3 separate regions of the Homo sapiens genome follow, and regions 2 and 3 are each linked to region 1. A link is a contact called in ENCODE Hi-C or POLR2A ChIA-PET data. All regions are on one chromosome and are shown on one strand. The core of a region is the stretch at or near the end of the contact, and the rest is flanking DNA. Distances in the headings are between cores, read along the strand shown. Region 1 overlaps MECOM (MDS1 and EVI1 complex locus). Region 2 overlaps MECOM (MDS1 and EVI1 complex locus). Region 3 overlaps MECOM (MDS1 and EVI1 complex locus).

Region 1 (3,379 bases), core at 342-2,841:
CACACTTAATAGTTGCATACCTTATACTGTGTCACTAATCCCTCTTAGTCTCCATGTCATTATTGGCCAAATAGAGTCAATGATATTACCACTTCTCTACGTCAGTGTATTGTTGTGAAGATCAAATAAGATATTGTGCATAAAAAATCCTCAACAACAAAGCAAGAGGAATGGCATAAATGCAGAATCAGGTAGTCTCTGTGTTGCAGAGTCCCACTGTCTCTCCTACAGCTGAAAGTTCAAAGATATAGCTTGACTTGTACTTTGCAGAAGGGCACTTAACTCTAAAAGAAGAAAATAAACTTTGAAAAATGATTAAGAATGGCGTGAGTTTAGAGAAGTTAGAAGTAGAATGTTCATTGATGCCTTCCCTGGTAAGATTCTACTTTGAACAGTAAGTCTATTCCATTCATAGAACTAGCTAAAGGTAATTTGTTTTTCAATAAATCCTCATTTCCAATATTCTGGATGGCCTCTGGCAGAAAATGTTATATAGCTATAAAATGCAATCTTTCATCAGGGCCATTTTAAGACTTTTGCCTGTCCTAGCTACTTAATTTTGGAAGCTGCATCCTATGTTATATCAAAAATTAAAATGTAACCACACTCTATATTTAACATAATTAAAACACAACTCTAGATGATTTGAATTATACTGGACTGGATGACATAGTACTACATTAATAAACATTTATTAATTGTGATTTTATCATTTTCATTCATATTTTTAAGCCAGTAATTTTTTTCAAGTAATTTTTTAGGCCCTTGGAAAACTAATAGCTCTCAGGTTCTAGGCTTACAGTGGTAACAGATAAAACAATTCCTGTATTTCATAATTGTCTAATTAGTTACTTTGTATAATTGCACTGGATTTTGAATAAGGAGAAAAAGGCCTCCCGCACTATTTCCTAGTAATCTGTGTCCACAAGTCTATTTTCCCTACCTGCTATGTTTGCCTAAGACTGGTCATTTGTTACCTGCTAGTTCCAATTGATTTCCTTTGCCTTTGCCTCCTTTAGCCATGAGTGCAAAGAACAGACCATACGATTTATACCAGCCATCTAGTACCAATCATTAGATAACAAGACCCTTTACTGAAAGCATTTAGAGTAAAACAATACTTTAGGTTTACCTTTGCTTTCATTTCCTTCTTTATTACACTAGGTTCAAAGTGAGGCCAAAAATGGTATCACAAGGCCTATTTAGACATCCAAGCAAAGAATGCCAAGTCATTCTAAATAAATCCCCCAGCTGCAGTAGAATTTTACACATTTTCAAGTGCAAGTTTCTAATAACATTTTTGGGCTTGTTTTTCCCCTTGTCTGTTTCAGTCACTGTCTTTATATATAAGGGGAAATGAGTCATATTAAATTATGCTCCAGCAAATGTCCTATAAAGACATATCTAAGCCATCCTGTTTGCTAATAAAAAGATAAGATTTGTCCTCTGAAAGAAGCAAGGTTGAACTATGCCAAAGAGCTTACAGCCAGAGTTAGACAAACCCAAAGTCATTAGCTGGTGGGGAAATCTGAACTTGTGGCCTTTCTTCAAGTGGGAGGAGTAGGAAGGGAGTAGCAGGGACCTGTCAGCCTTGGAAACTCAAGCTTGTGGCGAGAGGCTGGGAACTTCCTGTGGTTACTAAGAGGCTGCGATACCTTGCATAGATGTCCTGATAATTGTTTTCTAAAGTTGGCACTGCCTACTGGCTTACCGTTGCTAGTAGAACATTATCAAAACCGGGGTCTTCCAGAATTATAGGTCTCTAAGACCTACATAGAAGAAATAAAGGTCCCTTGACCTGTTGCCAAATGGTACCACAAGAAAAAAAAGCCCTTATTTCAAACTTTGAGCTCAAGTTAACTTCCCTACTTTGTAATTCCCTGATGGATTCCCTGATTTACTCACCTGATTAGATTCAAAGTCGCACAGACTAATTTCAATATTTTCCATGGTAAATACAATTAGGTAGACTGGTCTGCCACAAATCCTAAAGCCAAATACACACGGTTGTGAGATTTTTAGATTCTCCTGTTTGGGGTTCTCAATTCAGTAGCATGAATTAGTACTTACATATAGAAATGGCTAAGAGCATCCAGCATACCAGGTAAATGAGGTGTAAGGCAACACGAGATGGCACAGACCAAGGGGTTAGGAGAGGCCATGCTCCATCTAAAGGAGGGAGCTGCTATCAGGTATGGCTGAGTGTTGCCATGGAGAAAACTGGTTTGATATGGCCACATAATCTGATACTTCAAGATAAATCAGAAATTTGGATTTTGGGGTGAGGTTTTTCACCTTTTTTTTTTTCACATTGTGTTAGCCAAACTACATGTGTCTACAAACTGACTGTAGGCCAGAGAGACAACAGTTCGAGACCTAGTATGAATCTTGTTTAATTCTCTCCCTTTGTCATGAAGAAAAGTGATAGTTCCACTGTCATTTTTGTGATAGTACTACTGTCTTTTTTTTTTTTAGACAGAGTCTTGCTCTGTCACCCAGGCTGGAGTGCAGTGGCACTATCTTGGCTCGCCACAACCTCTGCCTCCCAGGTTCAGGTGATTCTCCTGCCTCAGCCTCCTGAGTAGCTGGGATTACAGGGGTGCACCATCACACTCGGCTACTTTTGTATTTTTGGTAGAGACAGGGTTTCACCATGTTGGCCAGGCTGGTCTCGAACTCCTGACCCCAGATGATCCACTGGCCTCAGCCTCTCAAAGTGCTGGGATTATAGGCGTGAGCCACTGTGCCGGGCTGTCATTTTTTTCTTCTCATTATTTAGCCTTAGCTGATCTCAAAGACTTATGAAACAGTAAAGCAGATGTCAATGTCTCCCTCTCTAACACACAAACAGACATATACTTTCTTCATTAAAAATTACAGAAAACATTTAAAATATGAAGGTTCATCATGTGGATAAATTATTTCAACCTCATAGAACACAAAAAGCCCTGTTAGGCTATACATCTATTTCATTCTTCTTCTTTACTATTGAATTTTAAAATGTGTGCACAGTGAGGTGACCCTTATATCAAAGACTACAAACAGTGCTTAAAGATATGCAGCACCTTTTTAAAGAAACACACCTTCTTATAAGCACAGTTAAAAGGGAAAAGGTTAAAGGCTACAGTAGATTGTTCTATTCTGTGCCAAGATTCTGCTCCAGCTGCAACTAAATAGTGGTTCTCAGGCTTAATTAAATAAAGACCCGTGTAAATTCTAACTGTTTACTATGTGATTAGAACTTCTCTGGGCAAAAAGCTCATATTTGATTTCCTTGCTGTCTGCACTTGCCCAAACCCTTTACCCACCAGGTATGTACTGAAGCTGTGTAAACTCAACATTTTTCTTTTGGAATCAAGGGTAAGATATAAAAGTTTAT
Region 2 (3,379 bases), core at 357-2,856, 100 kb before region 1:
AATGAAATATTATAGAGAGAGTGGCCTTTTAAGCTTTGATTTTTGGATTCAGAGAAAGAACTTAATTTTCAGTGACAAGGTCAGTACTAGTTGAATGGTCTCCTTTTGCTTCCCACAGAAATGACCGTTCTTTCATTCTTGAATTATTTATTAAAATCAGGCTTCAATAATCGGAGTCTATTTAAACATTTTTTTGTAGATCAGCAAGTTAAAAATCATGTTGCCTTTGCTATTTTTACCACCTTCAAACGGACAGTAAAGTACTTGTGTGAAATTAAATATTAATTTCATGAATATGTTTGGGTGTGTAACAAAATTCTCTCTTTTCAGTTCGTGTTAATTAATATTCAATGCAATAAGTACACATATGTTTAATACTATTATCATCAAGGAAGGGCAGAGGGTTCAAGTCATTGTAAAGGACAATGTGGGTATATTTTATCTCCTTCTAATTAGCAAAATTAGATGAGCTTCTGGAAGATTATTTGAAAGCAAAGGTTTGCCAAGCCTACTTTCAATAAACAGCTTTATGCTCCCAATAGCCTAGGACTCAACTCTTAGATGACAAAAATAAATCTTTTGGTACATCCATCATGGTTAAAGTAAGCCAATTCCAAGGTCAACTATAGGGTCAGATGCAAAAGGCTTGCCAAATAGCCACATATGCAAAATCATAGACATCAGCTCATCTGAAACAAATGCTCTACCTTGCAAAACAAAAATTATTTAGTTGTTTGCATTTATGGTCATGTATATTACCATGAATTTATGGTAATGTACATATGGTAGTATAGGTTGATTTGGGAACATAATGAAAATTATGTATCTTTTAGCCAAATGGATGATATTTTCTTACAGAAGTTAAAAAATAAAAATTAAAAATTAGCTGGCTGGGCACGGTGGCTCACGCCTGTAATCCCAACACTTTGGGAGGCCAAGGTGGGCAGATCACAAGGTGAGGAGTTCGAGACCAGCCTGGCCAACATAGAGAAACCCCGTCTGTACTAAAAATACAAAAATTAGCCGGGTATGGTGGCACATGCCTGTAGTCTCAGTCACTCGGGAGGCTGAGGCGGGAGAATTGCTTGAAGCCAGGAGGCAGAGGTTGCAGTGAGCCAAGACCACACCATTGCACTCCAGCAATGGTGACGCAGAGTGAGACTGTGTCTCAAAAAAAAAAAAAAAAAAGAAAAAAAAGCATAAAAACATTGACCTGTCTTTTTGCCAAGATCTAGGTCAGAGAGTAAACTGCATATATCTTTGGCAATGTATATAATTCGATAGACATTACATACACACTCTATCATTACTGAGGCAGTTCCTCTTTCAAAAGGATGTCTTTGTTAAATAAATGTGTCCTCATAACTGCCTTTGAGAAGGAGACATATGCTGATCCTATAACACTCCACACCTTCTTTGAAGCCCTTAAATACTTCACTTCAAAAGCATGTCCTATTTTAATTATATCATACTGGTACATGAGAGATAAGGTGATTTCTCTACTTCCTGAATCAAAAGGAACAGCAGGATTAGACAGAAACAGCACATCGACTATCATTTTAGCTGTCTCAAGATTACAACATTTGAGCATTTTGTTTCCATGCTACACCCTCCTTTCAGTGTCTATGAGGAAGTTTCTGCACTTTGTTTGACCCGACTGAACTTTGTCACACTGGCTTCTCACCACCCCTGATGAAGCAAGCCACTAAATCTTACCAACTATCTCTTTGTTGTCTCTTGTATGTTCCCAGCCCCTCCTTCCAATCTTACCAAGCCAGTTAAGTTGCACTTTTCACCTTCTCCGTTGACATAAAATGAAGTAACTGCATTTATTTGGATATTGACTGCACATTTTGTCAACATCTCAGATTTTATAAGTCAACTAGATCGTGTTTCAAGGCAAAGTCCTAAAATTTCATAGCTCATCTCTATTTGCTTGCTCAGTGCAAAGTAACGAAATGAAAAACCCAGAACTCCAGAGAAAGTTTGTTTAGTCTTGTCATCATATAACTGAACTAAATTATTCTGCACCATGTGAGTGTTTTAAAACATTCTATTATGGAAAAGGAAGCTATTAGTTTGTTAAAATATACTTAAATTTGATAGGCATTTAACCAATGTCTATGAATGTATAGTGTGCAGGAACAAAAATTATTGGATCACTGAATGCAATATGAATTAAATGTTGTAGAAAAAGCTGATGCAGCTTTTTCTACTAGTGTCTAGTAGCTTTTTTTCAGTAATGTCCACCTACTAAATGAAAATGTTAGGACTACAGGGCCTCGCTCCCAACTTCAGTTGTATGGGAAAACAAGGTCAACCTCCTGTTCGCTTATAAGATAGAGAATTGTTGTACTTGACACCTGGAGACATGATTGTCAGAGCTTCTAAAATATTTCATGGAATACATTATCTAACCATGTTAATATAAAACACGAGACTTGAGGCTATTTACATCTGAGTACCTGACTTTAGAAGAAGATCCTTTACTGTTCAAAATACTGTACGGAACCTACTGGTAGATATTGTTAGCTCCTTACCTAGTATCCTGAGTTTTACACAGAATCCTCTCTGGTGATGCTACCCATTCCGAAGTAAAGAAATGTTATTTAACATCAATATAGAAACATACTGATGAATATGCACATAGATTATCTTTGAAAACAAACACATTTCTCTTTTTTAGCCTTGGGAAACATTAACTTTTTTTAAAATTAGAGATTCATCTTATTACACTTGATTTGTGAAAAAAAATTAATTACAATGCTACATTCTAATGATTCAAAAAATAATTGAAGTCAGTCTATCAGGTGGCCCAGAAATTATGCTATAAGCTTTAAGCTATATTCAATTGCTGAGTTAGATCAAGATTAGAATTTTCCTATAATGCTTCTATTTCGGAAGCTGTTTTGTCCATTAACCAAAGAAGAAGTCTCAAAATGCTTGGGACATTGTTACCTTCAAAACTATGTGGGGAGTGTGGGCAAGCAAGTGCCTGTTTGTCTGTGTGCAAAAGTGAACCATTGAGCATCCTTTTCTAAGGCACTAAGACGTGCCCTTAATTCTTAATTCTGGAGAGCTGTTGGAATCCCACTGAATGAAGCCATCTAACTCGCTCTGTCCAGTTTATATTGCCTCCTGAGCCAGTTCTTGTTCATAGTAAAGTTGAATTTTATAACCTACCCTGCCCCAGTATTTCCTTATATAAATGGGTGACAAAGAGGAGTTCCATTGCAATATTTTTAAGAGAAAATTATTTTAGATTTGAATTCTGCAAAAATTCTGGATACAGGGGAAACTGTTAAAGCGCTGCTGCCCACTCATCCCATGAGCATTTTAAATTATGTACAATATGCCAATGAGCATTTAAAGCTGACTA
Region 3 (3,379 bases), core at 522-3,021, 82 kb before region 1:
TAGAAATTCTGTGTGGATGACAGGCCTCTGTGAACATAAGAGCAAGAGCTCAGGGAATGGATTTGTCTGGTTCGCCACATAAACGCCCAATAAATACGTGTTGACTGACTGACAAGCCCCATTGCTAAGCATGCTACAGAATATGTGCAAAATAGCCTACTTGAGCAGTCTGCCATCCCATGAAGACATTCGATTCCAACAGGCTAGAACTTAATTGGAAAAATATGGGCAGAACAGGATGACAAGACCATTCTAACAAAGTCCTCTGAAAATGGGCGATTATTTCTCTGCTTATCTACAGGGCATCTTCCCAGCAAGACACTGAGCCTTAAAAAAAAATATTTCTAGCAACCGAAATAACTCTATTCCATATGCATTTGTCAATGTTCCCTGAGAAAGCAGTGGTAGTGTATGTGAGAGTGGAGAAAGATGGGAATATTGCAGATTCTGTCTGTGTGTGCACACATGTGCATAAGGACCAGATGAGGTGAATGCCCTTAGAAAAATTAGTATGTTTTTATTCACTGAAGTAAAAAGAGGCTGTTTCTGGGTGTGGAGTGTGAAAAACAATCTTACTACTTTATAGTCACACCTCATAACATAATCCTGTAACACCTACTGACCCAGGATCTCCAAGAAAGGGATAGTGTTAATTCTATTGCACTTATGGGAAATTTGGGGAATATGTAGCCAAGATCCACCAGCCCTGAGGTCCTGACTCATAGCCTTAACTATGAGATTTCCCTCCTGATTTGAGGATGAGTAGAATATACTCACACCTTTTCATGGGATTCTACCTCGTTCTTCTTCAGGAACTACAAAGCAATCCTTTAAAGATGAGTGGTATTAACACTGTAATTACTATTATTATTTATTTCATAAGAGAAGTAAACATTTTATATGTAGACTTCCTTGCCAGACAGCTAATGTAAAAATGAATATTTCAATTCTGAGTCAAAGAAAAGATTAATAACTTCTACACATTTATTGCCATAGACCTTTTATTTGCAATCATTTCAAAAAACAGACTGTCTTTAAAACATTTTAGTCAAATAATTATGAAGAACAGAACAAATGCCTTAGAATGACTGCATCTTCAGCAGCATGATACATTACTATTTCGGTCTACCTCCCCCTGCCCTCATGTCATATTTGGGTACTTTTATTTTTCAAATATTGAGTTGTTTTACTGCCTGCACAGTTAAGGCTATGATTGGTTGTTAACCACTTCTCTAAATACTTCAGGAGACTGAGAACCAGAGTGGAACTGCATTTTTTTACATCAATATAAAGTCATGTTCACCCCCATTCCCCTCCCTCTCATCCTCCCCTTTCCCCCCTCCCCCAGTGTTTTTCTCCCTCACTTCTTAGACGCATTTGGTAACAATCAGGCTTTTATTTTAAGGAGCCCTAAGATAAGGTATCTGTGAGCTCCACACTTGGAGTAATTGATCACATTTGTTTCCTGTTCGTAGGTTAGACCCCTCCTTCTTGCTCTTTTTCTTTTTTTTAAACTTGGCATGTTTCTCATTACCCTCTGCCTTGTTAGCCTAGTAGAAATTTTCTACTGTGGAGAGTGAAAACAGGACGATACTATTACAAACCTCGTCTAGTCGGTGACAGCAGCCCCTCTCTTTCTCCAGGAACATTGGGCCACTTCACGCTCTAGTGGGGGGCCCTCCTATGGATACAGGTATGCATGCCTGTAACTGAAGGAGGTTCTGTGGCATTTGCTTGGTGTTCACATGTTTAATTTTCACAGAACTGTGCTGATTCATACCGAGACTGTTCTCCAGGATGACAACATTGTTATCATATGACTCAAATTGCCCCACCTCATTTCATTTGGGAATGTTAGCTCAGGTTCAATAACCATCAGCTGCCAATTCTGTAAAAGAAGACCTGTATATTTCCCGTCTATGCTTTCTAGATAAATTGTAATCGGCAGCATTTTACTAGCCCTGTCAGGTGGGGCTTAATTGCAGATATTGTCTAAGGAAAGAAAAATGCAGAAGAATGAACGATCTTTTCTTCTTTGAGTCTCTGTGGGCCAATGAATATGAGACAGGGACTCAGTCATTTTCCTATCAAGGCTTCAATCACAACAATCCAAGTTAAAAACTCCAGTAACTCAATGTAAAATGAAATGCAAGCCCTGCCATTATTTTCCTGTTTGGGGCTGAGAGAGATACCAAAATAAATTGTTTATAATGGCTACAATTCAATTAATATATCTACTTATAATATCAATATTTATTTATAAAAATATGATAGAGTCTAATGAAGTGATATGCAGTTTATGCAAGAATCTTAACAAATAATCCTTTACCTGAGTGGTATTCCTTCAACATTCAAAGTTTCAAGACTATCTGAACAATTCCCTATTTTGTTTATTTGGTTGTTAGTTGGTTTTGTGCTTGTTATTCTCTTACACTTCACATGTCAACACCTTTACATAAGCAGCCAACAAAAGCAGCATATTTTAACAGAACTAAAAATAAATTAAAATTCAGGAAGAGACTTGGAACCTGGTCTAAGCTCTACCCCCAAAGTAGTTGGGTGACCTTGAGCAAGTAACTGACCCTTCTTGACCTTCAGTGTCCTCATTTATAAAATGAGTAGGCTGGGCCAGATGGCTCCACAGTGGCTTTCAGTGCTTCCTTCTCTGTCATAACTAACATTGAGCTGAATCACACTGTAAAAGATTGAGTCTTCGAGATTTTCCAAGGCTATGTAGAATACAATAGCCAGTAGCCACATGCAGCTACTAAGTGCTTGAAATGTGGCTAGTCCAAATTATGAGGTGTTATAAGTGTGAAATACATACCAGATTTCAAAGATTTTAGTACAAAATAGGTACAGTATTTCAGTCATTTAGTTTTTGCATTTAGAAATTACAATATTTTGGATCCTCTGGTTAGATATATTATTTAAATTATACCTTTTTTTTACTTTTTATAAATGCAGCTGTTACAACATTTTCAATTACTTATGTGACTCATGTTATATCTCTATCGGATGGTAAAGTAATAACAGGTCTATGGCTGTGTATTTACCACAGAGAGAATTAAAGTGGAAAGACTCTGAAATATTTTATTTACTGGGGGTCTTTCATAATAAAACAAAAATCTCTTGTTTTCTGGATAAAAATATCCAGGTCAAAGCCATCTCTGAAGCACCCATGCTACTCAATAAAGAACACTAAATGTTAAAAAGTGTTGTTTCATAAAATTATAGTACTAGTAACCCACATATAACCTAAAGAGCTTAAAAATTGCCCCAAATCTCATAATTTTCTCATCTAACTAATCCGATTTACATTCCTGAACACCAGAATTATTCATTCATTATATTCTTTACAATGTTTATATTTTAAAAA

The links. A loop is a pair of places that touch in the nucleus more often than their neighbours do. ChIA-PET counts read pairs that join two places held with the same protein, here RNA polymerase II (POLR2A).
Region 2: a loop to region 1 is called in a map of PC-3, with 5 times the contacts of the local background. The contact joins two enhancer-like sites. A Hi-C loop is called at or near these places in 1 of 168 maps with a recorded cell type or tissue (PC-3). POLR2A ChIA-PET finds 5 or more read pairs at or near these places in 1 of 52 experiments (AG04450).
Region 3: a loop to region 1 is called in a map of PC-3, with 2.4 times the contacts of the local background. The contact joins two enhancer-like sites. A Hi-C loop is called at or near these places in 2 of 168 maps with a recorded cell type or tissue (PC-3 and PC-9). POLR2A ChIA-PET finds 5 or more read pairs at or near these places in 1 of 52 experiments (endothelial cell of umbilical vein).

What each region holds. Positions count from the first base shown.
Region 1 is chr3:169,429,705-169,433,083 of GRCh38, forward strand. All of the region lies in intron 1 of MECOM (MDS1 and EVI1 complex locus), which reads right to left. Among named protein-coding and RNA genes, the nearest start is that of MECOM-AS1, 16 kb to the right of the region's middle. Within about 2 kb of position 1,592, at least 6 of the 41 ENCODE cell types and tissues checked have a DNase peak (open chromatin) inside an H3K27ac peak, as active enhancers do; they include PC-3, PC-9 and endothelial cell of umbilical vein, where a contact is called at or near this core.
Region 2 is chr3:169,326,470-169,329,848 of GRCh38, forward strand. The region is part of intron 2 of MECOM (MDS1 and EVI1 complex locus); the gene reads right to left. Among named protein-coding and RNA genes, the nearest start is that of MECOM-AS1, 120 kb to the right of the region's middle. Within about 2 kb of position 1,607, at least 5 of the 41 ENCODE cell types and tissues checked have a DNase peak (open chromatin) inside an H3K27ac peak, as active enhancers do; they include PC-3, where a contact is called at or near this core.
Region 3 is chr3:169,347,745-169,351,123 of GRCh38, forward strand. The region is part of intron 2 of MECOM (MDS1 and EVI1 complex locus); the gene reads right to left. Among named protein-coding and RNA genes, the nearest start is that of MECOM-AS1, 98 kb to the right of the region's middle. Within about 2 kb of position 1,772, at least 4 of the 41 ENCODE cell types and tissues checked have a DNase peak (open chromatin) inside an H3K27ac peak, as active enhancers do; they include PC-3, PC-9 and endothelial cell of umbilical vein, where a contact is called at or near this core.